Regions from separate parts of the Homo sapiens genome. Here region 2 is linked to region 1. A link is a loop called in an ENCODE intact Hi-C map of the cell type or tissue named here. Cell type or tissue: adrenal gland. All regions are shown on one strand. Links, peaks and the distances in the headings refer to the core of each region. The heading gives the core; the rest is flanking DNA.

Region 1 (8,748 bases), core at 4,141-6,640:
CCACCTGTGGCTAATTTTTATATTTTTAGTAGAGACGGGGTTTCGCTATGTTGGCCAGGCTGGTCTCGAACTCCTGACTTCAGGTGATCTGCCCGCCTCGGCCTCCCAAAGTGCTGGGATTACAGGGGTGAGCCACCGTGCCTGGCCCCCAGTGTACATTTTTTACCACCCACCCCCTGACCCAGAGCGAGGGCAGAGGTTGCCTAGTGTGTACCTGTCGTGCCTGCCATACCTGCCTGCGGATTCCGATAGAAGCACAGAGCCCACATGGGTTATTACGGCTCTGAGGTCCTGAGTTTGTAAAAATGTGAAAAACTCAGCAGCCTGGAAGGGATCTCATGGAGGCCAGGGCTTTGTGCTTGTGCCCTGCAAGAGCTGCTGCACCTGCTTCACCTGATTTGTGTGTCCAGTGTGTCCTGCTCGCCCTGCTTTTTTGGAGGTGAGCTGTGTGCCCCGGTTCCTCTCGTCACCCTGGGAATGTGGCTGTGTGTAAGATCTATACCTGGCAGAGCCCCGAGAGACTGAGTAACCCCATCCGGGGAGTCTCTCTTCTGCTCTGCCATCTTCCTCCCATTCAGTCAAGCAAGTATTTTTTGAGTCACCTTCTGGGTTAATGCAGAGATGTTGTGAGTGGGCCCTGACCACTGCCATAGGAGCTTGCGGTCTTGTTGGAAGAGCCGAGTTTAAGCAGGGAACTGTAGTAAATGTATTCAGAATGTTATGGGGGCTCAGAGAAGGGAGAGGAAGGTGAGGAGGCCTTACAGAGGAGTAGGATTCCCCAAGACTAGAGAGGGAAGGCAGCCCAGCGCCAGAGATCGGCGTGGGCAAAGGCACAGAGACATCAGAGGAATGCTTGGGAATTAAATAAGGCAGCTGGCTTGAAAAGTTTTTTGGGGTATTTGTTGTGTTTTTGATTTAGAAAATGTCTGGCATAGCTGCAGGGTGAGGGGATGGTGAGATGATGAGGGAAGGAAGGAAATTGCAGCCTCGGATGGGACCCTTTCTATTGCAAAGGCTAGAAAACCAGCCCAGTATGGCTTAAGCCAAGAAGGGCGTGTTTTGGACGCCACTCGTGGATCCGTAGGTTCTGTGGCTACAGGATCCAAAGATGTCAGGATGTGCGCTTTCTCACTTGAGCTGCACGTTGGAAGCTGGCAGCTCCAGACTGGTATCCTCCCTGCGCTGAGACCATTGGCAAAAGACAGCTCCTTTTCCATAAGATGAAGCCCCATGAAATGGAGTGGCTTGTCAGAACCAGGTGCTGGTTCTGAATTGACTGGGTGATGGCCTTAGGCCTGGGTCTGTTGGGTGGGTAGTGCTGTCCATACCTGAGAATGGAGAAGTGTGGCTCCCCACAGGAAAATGGAGTGCCATCCTTGGAAGAAGGCCACTGTGGGGTATGCAGGCCCAAGTGACAGATTCCTCATTGGCTTACCACAACATGGAAGCTCCCTGAAGGACTTGTGCTTGGATTTTGCCTGTAGGGCCCATTAGAAGTTATTTTGAGTGAGGACACCCTCCCCTGGCAAACAGAAGAGGGGAGGCATTTGGAGGCACAGAAAAAACTTGGAGAGATCTTGGCAGTTGAGTACAGGGGATTTGGGAAGTGGTTGACTGTAGGGAATTTGATAAATTGAAAAGTCTGATTTTGGTTTGGCTTCTAGGGACTATAACATAGAAAATATATATATATGTGGCAGAGACTGGTTGGGGCAAACAGAATTTGCCTTTGCATATCCTGAATTTGAGGTGTCAGTGGCCTGTGATTCTCAGACTGAGTGTGCTTTATCAGACAAGTTGGGGCCTTGGCGCAGACTTGGGAGTGATCTGCAGAGACGCTGCTGAGGGAGCAGATGAACCTGGCAAGAGAATGCTGTGGGGGAGAAAGCAGGACCAGGGATGGAGCCCCAAGGAACATACCCGCAATGGGCACAGCCAGGTTGAGGAATGAGGAGGAACAGGAAGGTGGATCAGTGACTTCAGAGAACACGTCATTCTGCAAAGGAAGGGAAAGGACTGGGTTAAAGAGGTTTGTGCTGTTTGTAGGGGATGGAGCACACGGGCAGAGGTGTTAAGATCTGAGAACCTTATTTTTTTTTTTTTTTTTGAGATGGAGTCTCGCTCTGTCACCAGGCTGGAGTGCAGTGGCATGATCTCAGCTCACTGCAACCTCTGACTCTCCTGCCTTAGCCTCCCGAGTAGCTGGGATTACAGGCATGCACCACCATGCCCAGCTAATTTTTGTATTTTTGGAAGAGACAGGGTTTCACCATGTTGGCCAGGATGGTCTCGATCTCCTGACCTTGTGATCCGCCCGCCTCAGCCTCCGAAAATGCTGGGATTACAGGCATGAGCCACTGCGGCCAAGATCTGAGAAACTTACACATTTGTCATCAAACTGGACCTTCAAAGGATGAATTTTATTGTCTATAAATTCCACTGCCACAGGCCAGCCGTGGTGACTCACGCCTGTAATCTCAGCACTTTGGCAGGATCACTTGAGCCCAGGAGTTCGAGGGCCCAGTGATTTCTGGAGAATTTGGGATAGCAGTTCCTTCTGGAATAAAGAATGGTCAGATCAGGAAGGGACACTCAGAAAGCTTCATGGAGTTTACTTTATTATGCTACACATTTATGTGTTATGCAATTTTTGTGTATATTATGTTGTCTAATCAAAGTTTAGAAAATAGATTTCAGGGAATACCAATATACCTTCCTATGTGCCAGGTGTAATTTACACTTCTTGGCACATTCAGCGTCCATAAGAGCCCTGTAAGGAGGGTCCTATTATCATTGTCAATGCGTGAGGAAACCTAGGCACAGGAAGTTGTGCAGCTGGGACTTGAACCTAGGCCATCTGGTTCCAGAGCCCTTTTTGTTAAAGGCCGCGTGGAAAGATTGCATGTGGCGATCTGGAGGCCATCCAGTTGAGTGCTGAGGGGTGGAAATCATATTGCGGATGACAGAAATGGAAATGAAGGGAGAGTAAGGCAGTGAGAAGGTTGTTAAAAGACGGGATGATAAACTGTATCTTCTTGCTCTGCCTGAATGGTGGTTACAAAGACTTACTGTTTTATTAAATTCTGTTAATCCCCTCGTGAGGCAGGTTTTTAGCATCACTGTTTTAAAGATCCAGAGAGTGGCCGGGCGCGGTGGCTCACACCTGTAATCCCAGCACTTTGGGAGGCCGAGGCGGGCGGATCATGAGGTCAGGAGATCGAGACTATCCTGGCTAACACGGTGAAACCCTGTCTCTACTAAAAATACAAAAAATTAGTCAGGCGTGGTGGCGCGTGTCTGTGGTCTCAGCTACTTGGGAGTCTGAGGCAGGAGAATTGCTTGAATCCAGGAGGCGGAGGTTGCAGTGAGCCGAGATCGCGCCGCTGCACTACAGCCTGTGCTACAGAGCAAGACTCTGTCTCAAAAAAAAGAAAAAAAAGAAAAAGAAAAAGAAATATCCAGAGAGTTCCCATGGCTCGCCTAAGGACAGAGGTAGGCAGTGGAAGGGACCTGGAGCTCTGGCCTTATGACCTGTATTCTTTTAACTCTTGTGTTGATACTGTGACTGTGAGGTCCTGACAGCTGGCAGCTGAGCTCATATCCTTCAGGAATGACCCAGCTGTGCATTCAGGGAGATACCAGGTGTTTTCTCTCTGCTAAGTAAGTGGGTACCACACAGGGCACAGCTGCTCAGCTAACTGCCAGGGCTTGCTGAGTGCCTGGGGCCTGCAAGCTGCTGATCTTGGGGTCTTTGCCTTAGGTTAGCGATTAGCAGTCTGTAACCCATGGACCATTGGTCGTATTCCTTAGGTTCATGGCAGCTGCCATAGGTCTGTGCTGAGGAAGAGGGATAAGCAGCAAAGAGTTGTCCCCTATTTGCAAGCTGATTTGATGTACCCATCACTTAGTCCATGGGTTAAGGAAGTTCCCACATCTTTGCTTCTTATGCCAGAAGGGGACCTTGATGGCTGTCTCCTGAGAGGGTGCTGAGCCATGTCTGATTTCTTGGGAGTGGCTAACCAGCAAAGGATTTAAAATGAGAGGTTTCAATAACACGTATTGAAATACGTAGTAGTAGATGAAATACATAGTAGATGAAATACGTAGTAGTGTTCAGTGAAAAAAATGGGGTCAGCTGAACATAGAGTCTAATGTCAACTGTATTAAGAATAAATTTCGTGAAATACTCATAGCAGGATTGTAGGTATTTGATTTTTTCCCCGCATAACAACTGTTCGTAGGATTGCAGGTGGTGGGAGGGAAGCTTTTGGCCCCTCTTTCCATGGGAGCTCCTGATTTTGATTCTTGTTTTAAGCCCTCAGCAAGCTTTTCAGCTTTTTTTTTTTTTTTTTTTTTGAGACGGAGTCTCACTCTGTTGCCAGGCTGATCTTGGCTCACTGCAACCTCTGCCTCCTGGGTTCAAGCGATTCTCCTGCTTCAGCCTCCTGAGTAGCTGGGACTCAGGCGTGTGCCACCATGCCCAGCTAATTTTTGTATGTTTAGTAGAGACTGGGTTTTACCATGTTAGCCAGGATGGTCTCAATCTGTTGACCTTGTGATCTGCCCGCCTCCCAAAGTGCTGGGATTACAGGCGTGAGCCACCATGCCCAGCTGCTTTTCAGCCTTTTAAAAAACTCAATATAAAGGCTCAGGATATTAGATATGAATGGACTCATAGAAGCAACAGCTTCCTTATAAAGGTGAGATAGTGGGGGCTTGACAAGGGGTTGGTCTTGTCCAAGGTTGTGTAGCATTGGGACTAGAGCACAGTCTCCCGAACCCTTTCCTAAAACCCTAAAACACAGCAACGACATTGACATAAGTGAGCAGCAGCACAGTTAGCGAGTATGGTGGACTAAAGACTGGCTCCTACAGATATTCAGGTCCTTATCCTTAGAGTCTGTGAACTTACCTTATATGGCAAGACGGATTTTGCAGATGTGGTTAAGTTAAGGATTTGGGGACTAGGAGGTTATTTTGGATTATCTGGGTGGGTCCTAAATGCAATCACAACTGTGCCTCTGAGAGAGAGAGGGAGATTTTGCCAACACATACAGAGGAGAAGGTGATGTGACCATGGAGACAAAGATCAGGGTGATGCAACCACAAGCCAAGGAATGCTGGCAGCTACCAGAGAATCTGGAAGAGACAAGGAACAATTTTCCCCTAGAGCCTCCAAGGGGGGCGTGGCCCTCCTGACACCTTGATTTTTGACTTGGTTTTGGACTTCTGACCTCAGAATATTGTAAGAGAAAACATGTGGGTTGAAGCCAAGAGGTTTGTGATTGTTACAGCAGTCATATGAAACTAATGCAGCAAGCACTTGTCAAAGTCAACCTGTTGAACGCTCACCTGCCAAGATGTCCCTTGGGGAAAAAATATCCCTGGACAAATAACTTTGAACCTTAGGGAACATCTGCATGGACATTCATTCATTTAACCTGTTTCTATTGAACAGCAGTTGTGTGTCAGGCTCTATTTTGGGTGCTGGCCATTTCTAACACAGTCCCTGCCCTCACTGTTTAGATTCTGCTGGGGAAAGCAGACCACTAAAAGCCACTAACTGTATAACAAAATATCAGGCTAGTAGTGTACTGTTTTCCTCTCTCAGAGCAAAGGGTGGCAGGAGATGGTATTTTAGATGCGGTTGGCAGGGACAGTCTTGGGTTGGTAACATTTGAGCAAAGACTTGAATGAAATGAGGGAGCAGCCTTGTAGGTGTCGGAGGAAAGAATGTTCCAGAGAGAGAGAGAATACATGTGCGAAGTCAGAGAGGTGGACACCGACTTGGCCTGTGTGAGGACTCAGAGGAGGCCATTGTGTCTGGAATAGGGGGAGAAACGGGGGAGACTGTTTAGGCCACTATAGACATGGGATTTTACTTTGAGGAAGGTGGGTGTCCACTGAAGATGTTTTAGTCAGGGCACATTTTTTTTTTTTTAAATTGAGACAAAATTTTATGACACAAAAAGTTTCATGATGGCTGGATGGATCCCAGGAGTTTGAGACCAGCCTGGGCAAACATGGCAAAACCCTCTCTCTACAAAAAAATTACAAAACTTAGCCAGATATGGTGGCATGTGCCTGCAGTCCCTGCTACTCAGGAGGCTGAAGTGGGAGGATCACTTGAGTCCAGGAGGTCGCGGCTGCAGTGAGCCGAGATGGTGTCACTGCACTCCAGCCTGGGTGACACAGCTAGACTCTGTCTCAAAAACAAAACCCCAGCTGGGCGTGGTGGCTCACACCTGTAATCCTAGCACTTTGGGAGACCGAGGCAGGCAGCTCACGAGGTCAAGAGATCGAGACTATCCTGGCCAATATAGTGAAGCCCCATCTCTACTAAAAATACAAAAATTAGCTGGGTGTGGTGGTGGGCACCCGTAGTCCCAGCTACTCGGGAGGCTGAGGCAAGAGAATCGCTTTAACCTGGGAGGCGGAGGTTGCAGTGAGCTGAGATCCCACCACCGTGCTCTAGCCTGGGGACAGAGCAAGACTCCGTCCCAAACAAACAAACAAAACCCAAAAAAGTCACCACTCTAAAGTAAACAGTTCGGTGGCATTTGGTACATTCACAATGTTGTACAACCGTTACTTCTCTCTCATTCCAAACATTTTCATCATCCCCAAAGGAGACCTCATGCTCATTAAGCAGTCAGTCCCCAGCCACTCAGCCCCTGACAACCACCCATCTGCTTTCTGTCTCTGTGGAGTTTCCTGTTGTGCTAGATTTTTAATGGGTCTTTTTGGAAGGATCACTCTGGCTGCTGGGTAGAGGATGAATGGGAGGTAAAACATGGCCACAATAAAAGCAGGGAGAGCATTGAGGGGAGCAGGAGCCCTGGGCTGTGCGTGGCCCTTGGTAGGGGTGGAGGAGAGAGGCGGTGAGAAGGGTTGGGAGTCAGGATGGGTTCCATCATTGCCTCTGAGAGTCCTGTGGGGAGAGAAAAGCCTTCTTGGCTTGGTTTCATCCACATTTGACAGTGGAACCCCACTTTTCAAGCGGCTCTCCAGCATGTCGAAGTGTTCAGAACACACACTGATGTGGTGGAAGGAGTGCTGGATTGGACTTGGAGTAATCATGTTCTGAGGTTGCCATCCCGTCGTTTTGAGACTTTGGGCTAGTCACTCCCTATCTGGGCACTCCACGTCCTCATCCAAAAACTGAGGATGTTAACTGGCTTCAGTGATTTCATGCCCTGGCATGAAATTGATGTCATTTGTGAAATGCACTGGCATTGAGGGAAAGCAGGTGTTTTTTTGCAACACCACAACCTGAATTTTTCCCTCTCTGCCAGGCTCTGAAAGCCACGAGTGAGCTGCAGAGAGGGCTAGCATGATGGAGTTTGAAAGAGTTCAGGATTTTAAAGAGCCGTTTAGATTTGCAGTTTCCCATTCTGACGGTGTAGTATGCTTGTGTCTCTGTCGGCTGTGAGGTGTGTTGCAGAGATCTGTTCTTACTAATTCTGAAGTTTGTGAGAGATCTCCTTTTGTGTATAAATCAGGACAAACTCAAGGTTATTCCTGTAACACATACTCTCATTTACATTGCATCCTGGTGTGTGTTCTTTCCTCATTTTCCATGCTGTAAACTGAAAAGCCTTAGTTTTTATTTTAAGCGAAAGGAATAAAATGTCCATCGTTAAAACCAAAATCAAATTGTACTGAAGGACTTAGAATGCAAAACAGCACACTCACACCTCACTCCTCCCCTTTCCAGCCATGCTGCTTTTTTTTTTTTTGGAGACGGAGTCTCTCTCTATTGCCGAGGCTGTAGTGCAGTGGCACGATCTCGGCTCACTGCAACCTCTGCCTCCCGGGTTCAAGCCATTCTCCTGTCTCAGCCTCCCGAGTAGCTGGGATTACAGGCACTCGCCACCATGCCTGGCTAATTTTTCGTATTTTTAGTAGAGGCAGGGTTTCACCATGTTGGCCGGGCTGGTCTCGAACTCCCGGCCTCAAGTGACCTACCTGCCTTGGCCTCCCAAAGTGCTGGGATTAGAGGTGTGAGCCACTGCACCCGGCCTCCAGTCACACTTCTAAGGGTTTGCTTTTAGTTCTCCTGGTGGTTGCCTCCAGAATTTTAAATACAACAATTGTATGTTGTTTCTCGATTTATTAACTTTGAAACTACCAGGTTCCTGTTATAACAGACAAGGAATGACTTCTTTACACTAAGCACTGCCTCTCCTCCTTACCTTTCTCCCCAAGTGTGATGGTTCTCTTATTTTTACTCCTTCTGTGAGCAGGGCCTTTACTGACAACTAGGTTGTAGGAACTGTAGCCAGAATGTGATACCCATGGAATGCTTCTGAAGGACTTAGTTCAAACTAGGGGTTAAAATAAACAGCACTATGAAACTCATGGTCTTTAAATACTTTTTTTTTTTTTTTACTGTGTTCTCTTTCTCTGAACCCGTAGGAGGAATTTCTTTTGGTGTTAGCACAGGAATGGTTGTGCTTGCCCGGAGCAGGTGGTTTATTTTATCTTGAGGACACTGCAGACCATGTAGCCAAGCACACTTCTCCTTTGGTGCTGGCTGCAAAGCTCCATGCCAGATTTGCGGGCTTGCATTTTGTGCTGGAGGATTGGATTGAAGAGGTCTCCAGTTCACCCTGACCTTATCTTTTTTTCTACTGTTATTTTGTCTTCATTTAGTTTTTCACTCTGGGTGACTGGATGGGGGAAGACAGTGCATGGGAACTTTCACTAATTCTTTTTTCTTTTCTTTTCTTTCTTTTTTTTCTTTTT
Region 2 (8,748 bases), core at 2,060-4,559, 50 kb after region 1:
TTTTATATTTTTAGTAGAGACGGGGTTTCACCATGTTGGCCAGGCTGGCCTTGAACTCCTGACTTCAGGTGATCCACCTGCCTCGGCCTCCCAAAATGCTGGGATTACAGGCGTGAGCCACCACACCCGGCCAATACTAGGAATCTTTTATGGGGTGGGACACATAGAAATTTTATAAGGGTCCTAGGACTCTACCATGATATGTACAAGAAACTGGCTGCAGTCACCTCACGGGAGCCCTCTGCCCAGCACAGCCCTTGGTCTGGAGCCAGCCACAGTCTATGGCCTGTCCTCTTTCTTGTTCTCTTCTTTAATGGCATCTTATCTAAAGATCTTGCTTCCCTTTGCATCCTATGCTCATAGGTCCTTGTGTGCCTGTGATCCAAGTCTACACCCATCACTCTTCCATATTTCTCTTTCCAAGATAAATGAGACACACCCTTTCTGTATTCAGCGAGCATTTTCTTTGGCATCTCACTTGGACACTTTTTTTTTTTTTTTTTTTTGAGATGGAGTCTCGCTCTGTCGCCCGGGCTGGAGTGCAGTGGCACGATCTCTGCTCACTGCCAAGATGAAGTGATTCTCCTGCCTCAGCCTCCCTAGTAGCTGGGATTACAGGTGCCCACCACCATGCCCAGCTAATTTTTTGTATTTTCAGTAGAGATGGAGTTTCACCATGTTAGCCAGGATGGTCTCCATCTCCTGACCTCATGATCCGCCCGCCTCGGCCTCCCAAAGTGCTGGGATTACAGGCGTGAGCCACCGCGCCTGGCCGGACACTCTTAACTACAGTTGACCCTCAGACAATGGATTTGAACTGCACAGATCTACTTATATGTGGATTCTTTTCAATTAATATATTGGAAAATATTTTTGGAGATTTGTGATAATTTGAAAAAAATTGAAGACAGACTACCTAGTCTAGAAATACCAAAAAAATTTAGAAAATGTTAGACATGCCGTGAATACATAAAATATATTCGATACTAGTTTATCATTTACTACCACAAAATACATACAAATCTACAGAAAGTTAAAATTTTTAAAATTTTACCCACACAAACACTCAGACTGTGTATGGCACCATTCATATTTAAGCAAAATGTAAACAAAGGCAAAGATGTAGTATTAATCATAACTGCATAAAACTAGCCATAGTATATACTGTAGTAACTTCATGGCCACCCCTAGTTGTTATTGCAGTGAGCTCAGGTGTTGAGAGCATCGGCTTGTCATGTGATGCTGATCAGCCCTGGATGAACAGTTCATCACTCCAGTAAATTGGGTATCGCAGTAAAATGTAAGCCCTCACTGTTCTATGTATTTTTCATCATGTTTAGTGCAATGCCATAAGCCTCGAATAACACCATGGGACCCATAGAGTGTGCCACTAGTGATGCTGAAAGCATTCCCCAGAAGCAGAGAAAAGTCCTGACATTACAAGAAAAAGTTCAATTGCTTGTCAGGTACCGTAGACTGACGTCTGCAGCTGCTGCTGCCACCATTTCAAAGGTTTCATCTTTTAAACAGATGATGTAAACTTATGGCATCAGTAAATACAGTACAGTACTGTAGGTGTATTTTCTCTTTCTTATGATTTTATTTATTTATTTAGAGACAGGGTCTCACTCTGTTGCCCAGGCTGGAGTGCAGTGGAGCAATCTTGGCTCACTACAGCCTCAACTTCCAGGGTTCAAGAATACTCTTGCCTCAGTCTGCCTAGTAGCTGGGTCTACAGGCATGCACCATGCCAGGTTAATTTATTTTTATTTTTTATCTTCACTTATTTTTGTAGAGATGGGCTCTCACTCACCAGACTGCCCAGGCTGGTCTCGAACTCCTGGGCTCAAGCCATCCTCCCACTTCAGCCTCCCAAGGTGTTGGGATTATAGGTGTGAGCTACTGTGCCCGGCCCCTTATGATTTTCTTAACATTTTATTTTTCTCTAGCTTACTTTAGGAATAAAGTCTGTAATATGGATAACATACAGAATACATGTTTATCAACTGTTTAGGTTATCGCTAAGGCTTCTAGTCAGCAGTAGGTTGTTAGTAGTTAACTTTTGAGGGAGTCAAAAGTTAGGTACAGATTTTCAACCACATGGGGAGATGGGGGTTAGCACCTCTAAACCCTCGTGTTGTTCAAGGGTCAGCTGTACTTATTTCTTCTTGTATCCCCCCTCTTCATTTGGTTTCTCTGCCTGATTCTCAGAACTCACATCGTTCATTCCCCATGTAGCCCCTGAGTGTTGAGCACTAGTCTGGTTAGAGGTGAAAAAGATGAAGACCTGGTTCTTGCCTTTGAAAGTCTTGGAGAGGGGCCCTGGGGGTGTTGCATGCACTAATGAAAGGCACAGGAGAGGGAGGGATTGGGCCTGAGGCATGCTGGGGGAGAATAATTCTTCTCCCACTGCTTAAGCAAGAGCATGCCCCAAGGTTCAGCTCAAGGTCCTTTCTTTCTCTGTGAACTCCTTGTCAGCCTGTAGGATCTCACCACCATCTCTGAGCAGATGCCTCCAGCTCCAGCTCCATGTGCCAAGGGCCAGACTCACCCCTACTCCCCACCGAACACTTTGAACTTGGATCCATGGTCAACAGACTCTACTGCATCCCCCTAAACTGGCTGTCACCATAGCCACATCTCTTCGAGTTACTGGTTCGAACTTCTGTCATTTCCTTCCGAATCAACTTCGCTGTCTCTCATTTCCTTATGTCCCGTCCTTTATCAAACCTTATTCTGCTTCGTACATCATGTTCCTCGGGCTCCAGTCAAGCCCTTGTTTTTTATCCCTGCTGTGAGGCAAGTTCTTTATCTTTTGGGAAGCCTCCCTGTACCATCCCAGCCAAGAGTGACCTCGCCCTCCTCTGGATTCTGAAAGCTCTTATTGTCTGCCAGCTTATCACATAGCATTTGGCACTGTTGAAGACTCCTTTGATACTTATTCCTTTTTTTTGCCCATGTTTGCGACTTAGCTTCCGAATTTTAGGAGTCAGGTCCTACATACAATACCTGCCTGCATCCCACACAGGATTCAGGAAAGGGTAGTTAGTAACTATTAGTTGGTTGATTGATCATGCAGACAGGGGGCCACGTATGGAGGAAGGGGGCGTCCCTGAGACCCTGTACCCTAGAGACTGCTTGGGCTGATGAATAATTTTTCCGTTCATGACTGTGAAGCAGTTACAAAAGTGAGTCATCACCCTACCCAGATGTGTTTTCTTATTAATTATCTTTTTTTTTTTTTTTTTTTTTTTGACGGAGTCTCGCTCTGTCACCCAGGCCGGAGTGCGGTGGCACTATCTCAGCTCACTGCAACCTCTGCCTCCCAGGTTCAAGTGATTCTACTGCCTCAGCTTCCCAAGTAGCTGGGACTACAGGCACGTGCCACCACGCCCAGCTAATTTTCGTATTTTTAATAGAGACAGGATTTCACAATATTGGCCAGGCTGGTTTTGAACTCGTGACCTCATGATCTGCCCGTCTTGGCTTCCCAACGTGCTAGGATTACAGGCATGAGCCACCGTGCTCGGCCTATTAATTATCATTTTAAGACAACCCAATTCATCCTACAGAGGACAAGGGCCTACAGCAAATAAGGCCTATTTTGGTTGACAGTTTTCAACTTGACTGAAACGAAAAAAATAATAAGAGGGTTGGTCTTATCTGATGCCGTTGAACTCAGGAAAACTCAGGTTGGTGGAAATATCATCAGTCTTTTTGCTTTGGGATCACGGATTCTCTGCTGTCTGCCGTTCGTGTGTGTGGCTTCATATGTAGCAACCTATCTATTTGCAGAGGCCACAAGGAGAGACCAGTAGCGTGTTTTTCACGGCCAACGCTAATCACTAAGGATGGTTAATAAAGGAAAACCAAAGTGACTTCTGGATTGAGATGCTAGGATGAACCCAAACAGTAAACCCTTAGAATGTATTCGTGAGTCTTCCATACTCTGAGAGATTAACTTTGGGGAATCCTAAAGAATTAAATGTCTGCAGGACTAGTGTGTTCTGCTGAGGTCAGGCCACAGCAGATCAGCCTCCTGGTTTGTAATGGCCCGGAAAGGTCCCTTGCCCTTGGCTGGGGGCCCTACTGGGATTTGCAATGACAGTGATTTCTGTGTGTTGCCTGGAGTGATGCATTGTTGTCTGTGATTGTATCTGTTCGTCTGTGTGATGCAATGTCAAAGTGGTGTCGGAGACGGCTGTTAATGTTTAACAGCATCAAAACTGTCCCCTCTTTGCTGTTACAAAACTGAGGAGTCACAGGCTATGAAAGCTTTCATGGCCATTTTAATTTCACAAACCTGTAAGGACTGAAGGTGAAGGTCTTGGCCATCTAGGTTCAAATGAAGTTTTGCTTTTACCTTCTTCTTTTTTTTTTTTTTTTTTAGGCAGTCTTGCTCTGTCACTCAGGCCGGAGTGCAGCTGCACGATCTTGGCTCACTGCAACCTCTGCCTCCTGAGTTCAAGCAATTCTCCTGTCTCAGCCTCCCTGGTAGCTGGGATTACAGGCGCACACCACCACGCCTGGCTAATTTTTGTATTTTTAGTAGAGGTGGGGTTTTGCCATGTTGGCCATGCTAGTCTCAAACTCCTGACCTCAGGTCATCCACCTGCCTCGGCCTCCCAAAGTGTTGGGATTACAGGTGTGAGCCACCGTGCCCGGCCCGCTTTTACCTTCTTATGGGTGAGAGCCCATCTCCAAGAACAGAAAAGTATCTTGGTCCTGTCTATTTCTGTAGCATGTCTGACCTCAAAAGCGAGTGTGTGGATTCGTCACCCGGCCTCTCCTCCCACACTGCAGAGAGAAGATGCAAATAACTCAGCTGCCGGTGGGGGACTCCCCACCGCTGGATGTGATGCTCTTGCCTCCTCTTCATGGCTGGTTTGGGACCATTTTGCAAGTGTAGGCTTGAGCATTGCCTTTCTCTTGTTTTTATGATGGGTGAGAGGGGGGAGAGAGAAAGAAGGTGGGGGGGATTCTATAGCCGGTTTCCTCCCTCTAGTTTCTCCCTCACATTTGACCTTTTTATACCCTGGTATCATGATGATTTCTACAAAGCACAGCCCTGATTGTGACTTCTCCCTGGCTCAGAATCCACTGATGGTTTCTTCTCCTTTATAGAATCGAAATTTCTTAGTTCTTGGTGTCCTCATGGCCTCCCATGATCTGATGCCATCCTTCACTACTATATTTCTCACCTCCCATGCCTCTTAAACTCTAATGAATGGATCCACCTGCTTTTCCCCCACAGCCTCTACCCACACGGTTTCTCTCTCACCTTGGCTCAGGCTGGCCCCATGGCCTAGAATATTGCCCCTGTGGCTTGTTCTTCTGACCCATCCTGCCCAATCTCTCGCAGGAGCCTCTGTTTTCCTCTGTTAAATGAGGGCGATCATAGAATTTTCCTTTTTGGTTTGTTAGAGGGATTAAGTGACATGAAACATGTGAAGCATAGAACAGCGCCTGGTCCAAAGTGAGTGCTCAGTACAAGATCCTCACAGCCACTCCTGCAGCAGATTGAAACCCAGCAATTAGAGAGGGAGGAAGAGTCCCCCCAGCAGCCACGTCAGTAACTTTAGGAAGGAAGAGATGGGCCCTGCTGTCAGGCATGTAAGAGAAAAGACCAGGAAGGTGGGATGCGGACACAGAAGGAATTGATATGTCCAAGGGAAAGGCACATTGTCACCCCCTCTGGGAGCCCCAGAGGGTGCCACACCCCTAAACGGAAAATCCCTCGATTGACATTAGGATGCTGGCTGTGTCACCTCGGTCTCCCCAAGATTGAACGCAAGACGAGCCATGGTGAGTGAGTCCTGCTATAGGTGGCCAGCCTCGTCGTCTTTATTTATTTATTTATTTTTGAGACAGGGTCTCACTCTGACGTCCAGGTTGGAGTGCAGTGGCATGATCTTGGCTCACTACAACCTCTGCCTCCCGGGTTCAAGTAATTCTCCTGCCTCAGCCTCCTGAGTAGCTGGGATTACAGGCGCCCGCCACCATGCCTAGCCAATTTTTTGTATTTTTAGTAGAGATGGGTTTTCGCCATGTTGGCCAGGCTGGTCTCGAACTCCTGACCTCAAATGATCCACCTACCTCAGCCTTCCAAAGTGTTGGGATTACAGACGTGAGCCACCGTCCCTGGTCCCACCCTCATCTTCTAGGTGGGCTTTCTCTTCACCATTGCCAAGAGGCTGGGGCAGCTTCCCTCTGGGTGTACATGGAGAGCCTGAGGTGGTGTATCTCATGAAGCGGCTTATGGGTCACAGGGTCTTTTGATCTAAACTATCTCTGTGGGTCTTGGGGGCTTTTTTTTTTTAATCATGGCAAAATATGCATGACATGAAATCCACCATCTCCATCAGTTTTAAATGTATAGTTCAGTGGCTTTGAGTATACCCACGTGTTTGTGCAGCCATCATCACCACCATTAATCTCCAGAATGCTTCCATCTTGCACCAGTGACACTCTGGACCCATTAAACACAAACTTCCCATCATTCCCTGCCCACAGCACCTGGTCACCTCCATTCTGCAACCTGTCGCTATTAATTTGACTTCTCTAGGTGCCTCATAGAAGTGAAGCAAATGGTATTTGTCCCTTTGTGTCTGGCTGTTGCACTGAGCATAATGTCCTTAAGGTCCATCCACATGGTTGCATATGTCAAAATTTCCTTCCAATTAGCCAGGCATGGTGGTGCGCACCTGTAGTCCCAGCTACTTGGGAGGCTGAAGCAGGAGAATCGCTTGAACCCAGGAGGCGGAGCTTGCAGTGAGCCGAGATTGCGCCACTGCACTCCAGCTTGGGTGACAGAGCAAGACTTCGTCTCAAAAAAAAAAAAAAAAAAAAAATTCCTTCCTTCTTAAGGCTGAGTAATATTCTATTGTGTTTATTTTACTACGACTTGCATTGTTTCCACCTTCTGGCTCTTGTGAATAATGTTGCCATGAACAGGCAGCAAGACCCTCCCTTCAGGACTCTGCTTTCAGTTCTTTTTGGTATATACCTATTAATGGAATTGCTGGACCATATGGCAATTCTTTGTTTAATTTTTTTGAAGAATTAACACACTATTTTCCACAGGGGCTGTACTATTTTACATTCCCACCAGAAGGGCACAAGGGTTCCAACAGTTCTCAATCCTTACTAGTACCTGTTCTTTTCTGTTTTGTTGATATTTGTTTATTTGTTTGTTTTGAGACAGAGCCTTGCTCCGTTGCCCAGGCTGGAGTGAGAGTGGTGTGATCCTAGCTCACTGCACCCTCCGCCTCCTGGATTCTCCTGCCTCAGCCTCCCAAGTAGCTGGGACTACAGGTATACACCACCACGACTGGCTAATTTTTGTATTTTTAGTAGAGACGGGGTATCACCACGTTGGCCGGGTTGGTCTTGAACTCCTGGCCTCAAGTGATCCACCCGTCTTGGCCTCCCACAGTGCTGGGATTACAGGCATGAGCCATTGTGCCTGGCCTTGTCTGGTTTTTTTTTTTTAAGAACCTGTCCTAATGGGTGTGAGCTAATATCTCACTGTAGTTTTGATTTGCATTTCCCTCATGATTAGTGATATTGAGCATCTTTAAATGTGCTTATTGGTCATTTTTATATCTTCTTTGGAGGAATATCTTTTGCTCATTTTTTTAAATTGGGCTGTTTGCTTTTTATTGTTCAGTCTGGACTCTTTTTGGACCCGGGGTAACTGCAGTGCCTACCTTTCAGCCACTGGTGATAGTAACAACAAAAATCCTAGCTTTCATTGAGCATTTACTTCGTCCACTAGGTGAAATGTTTACATGGATGCCCCACCCCCACCCCCTTTAATCTCTCACAGCAATCTTTTGAGAAAGATACTGTGATCATCTGCATTTTACACTTGGAGAAATTGAAGCTGGAGCCGTTGCCCAGGGTCTTGGAGCTAGTATGTAGTAAAACAACAGCTTAGCTCTGGTCTGACTCCATCCTTAGACGATTGTACTTATTTTCTTCCCCCGACCCAAGGAGCTGGCATTGAAACCTCTTCATAAATAAGTTTATCCATTTGCTTAATAGGGAACCACTCGGTCCTCAGGATCTTGGTTTCTCTAGAAAACCATATTTAATTCTATATAAAGAATCAGTTCCTAAAACCCCAAAGGTTTGCATCTGAAAGCAAACACAGAAATATGCGGCATTTTGAGTGCTAAATAGTCAGCTGCTCCAAAAACCTTTCTAAACGGAGTGATAGGATATATTCATGAAGGATCCAAGCCCTGCCCAAGCTCATTTAGTTGGTGGCTGCAGTATTGCTCTTGGGGTCCAATCCTTTCTCCACTTGTAACTAATGACTTTGTGATCCTCAGGCCCCTTTCAGTGGAGACCTCACATGAGCCTGTCTTTGTTCGTTATCTGTCCAGGTTTGATGGTGGCGAGGGCAGAGTGAAGGCAAGAGACCTTCATCTCGCCCCTCTGGAGGCACCAGCTTTCCACACAGTGGTTCTTTGGGGGAACATTCTCCGTTCTTTTTATGTTGGTTTTTATCTGGCCTTGGGTTCACACAGCTGGGGCCGGGGCCGGGGCCAGGACCAGAGCTGTGACTTAGGGTTGGGAGGAAGTTGGCCAAAACATTCTCCAGCAGGGCTTGGGCAGGCCCAGGAAGTCCCGCCTAAAACACAGTGGACAAAGCTGCCCTTGTCCACAGGCCTGGGGGTGGGAGGCATCTGCTCAGTGACACAAGCTTGGCCATTGTTTGTTGTGACCTCAGCCAACGTTTTT

The links. Hi-C counts contacts between places; a loop is a spot of excess contacts. Peaks named below come from ENCODE experiments on the same cell type or tissue, not always from the same donor. Only the 100,000 strongest peaks of a DNase experiment are listed, where the experiment ranks them.
Region 2: a loop joins it to region 1, with 6 times the contacts of the local background. A loop is called at or near these places in 3 of 110 quality-filtered maps.

The regions. Positions count from the first base shown.
Region 1 is chr17:10,089,161-10,097,908 of GRCh38, reverse strand. All of the region lies in intron 1 of GAS7 (growth arrest specific 7), which reads left to right. Among named protein-coding and RNA genes, the nearest start is that of GAS7, 110 kb to the left of the region's middle. In adrenal gland, for the core only: no CTCF peak of the experiment used is centred there; no DNase peak of the experiment used is centred there.
Region 2 is chr17:10,036,799-10,045,546 of GRCh38, reverse strand. All of the region lies in intron 1 of GAS7 (growth arrest specific 7), which reads left to right. Among named protein-coding and RNA genes, the nearest start is that of RCVRN, 140 kb to the right of the region's middle. In adrenal gland, for the core only: no CTCF peak of the experiment used is centred there; no DNase peak of the experiment used is centred there; H3K27ac peaks cover 645 bases.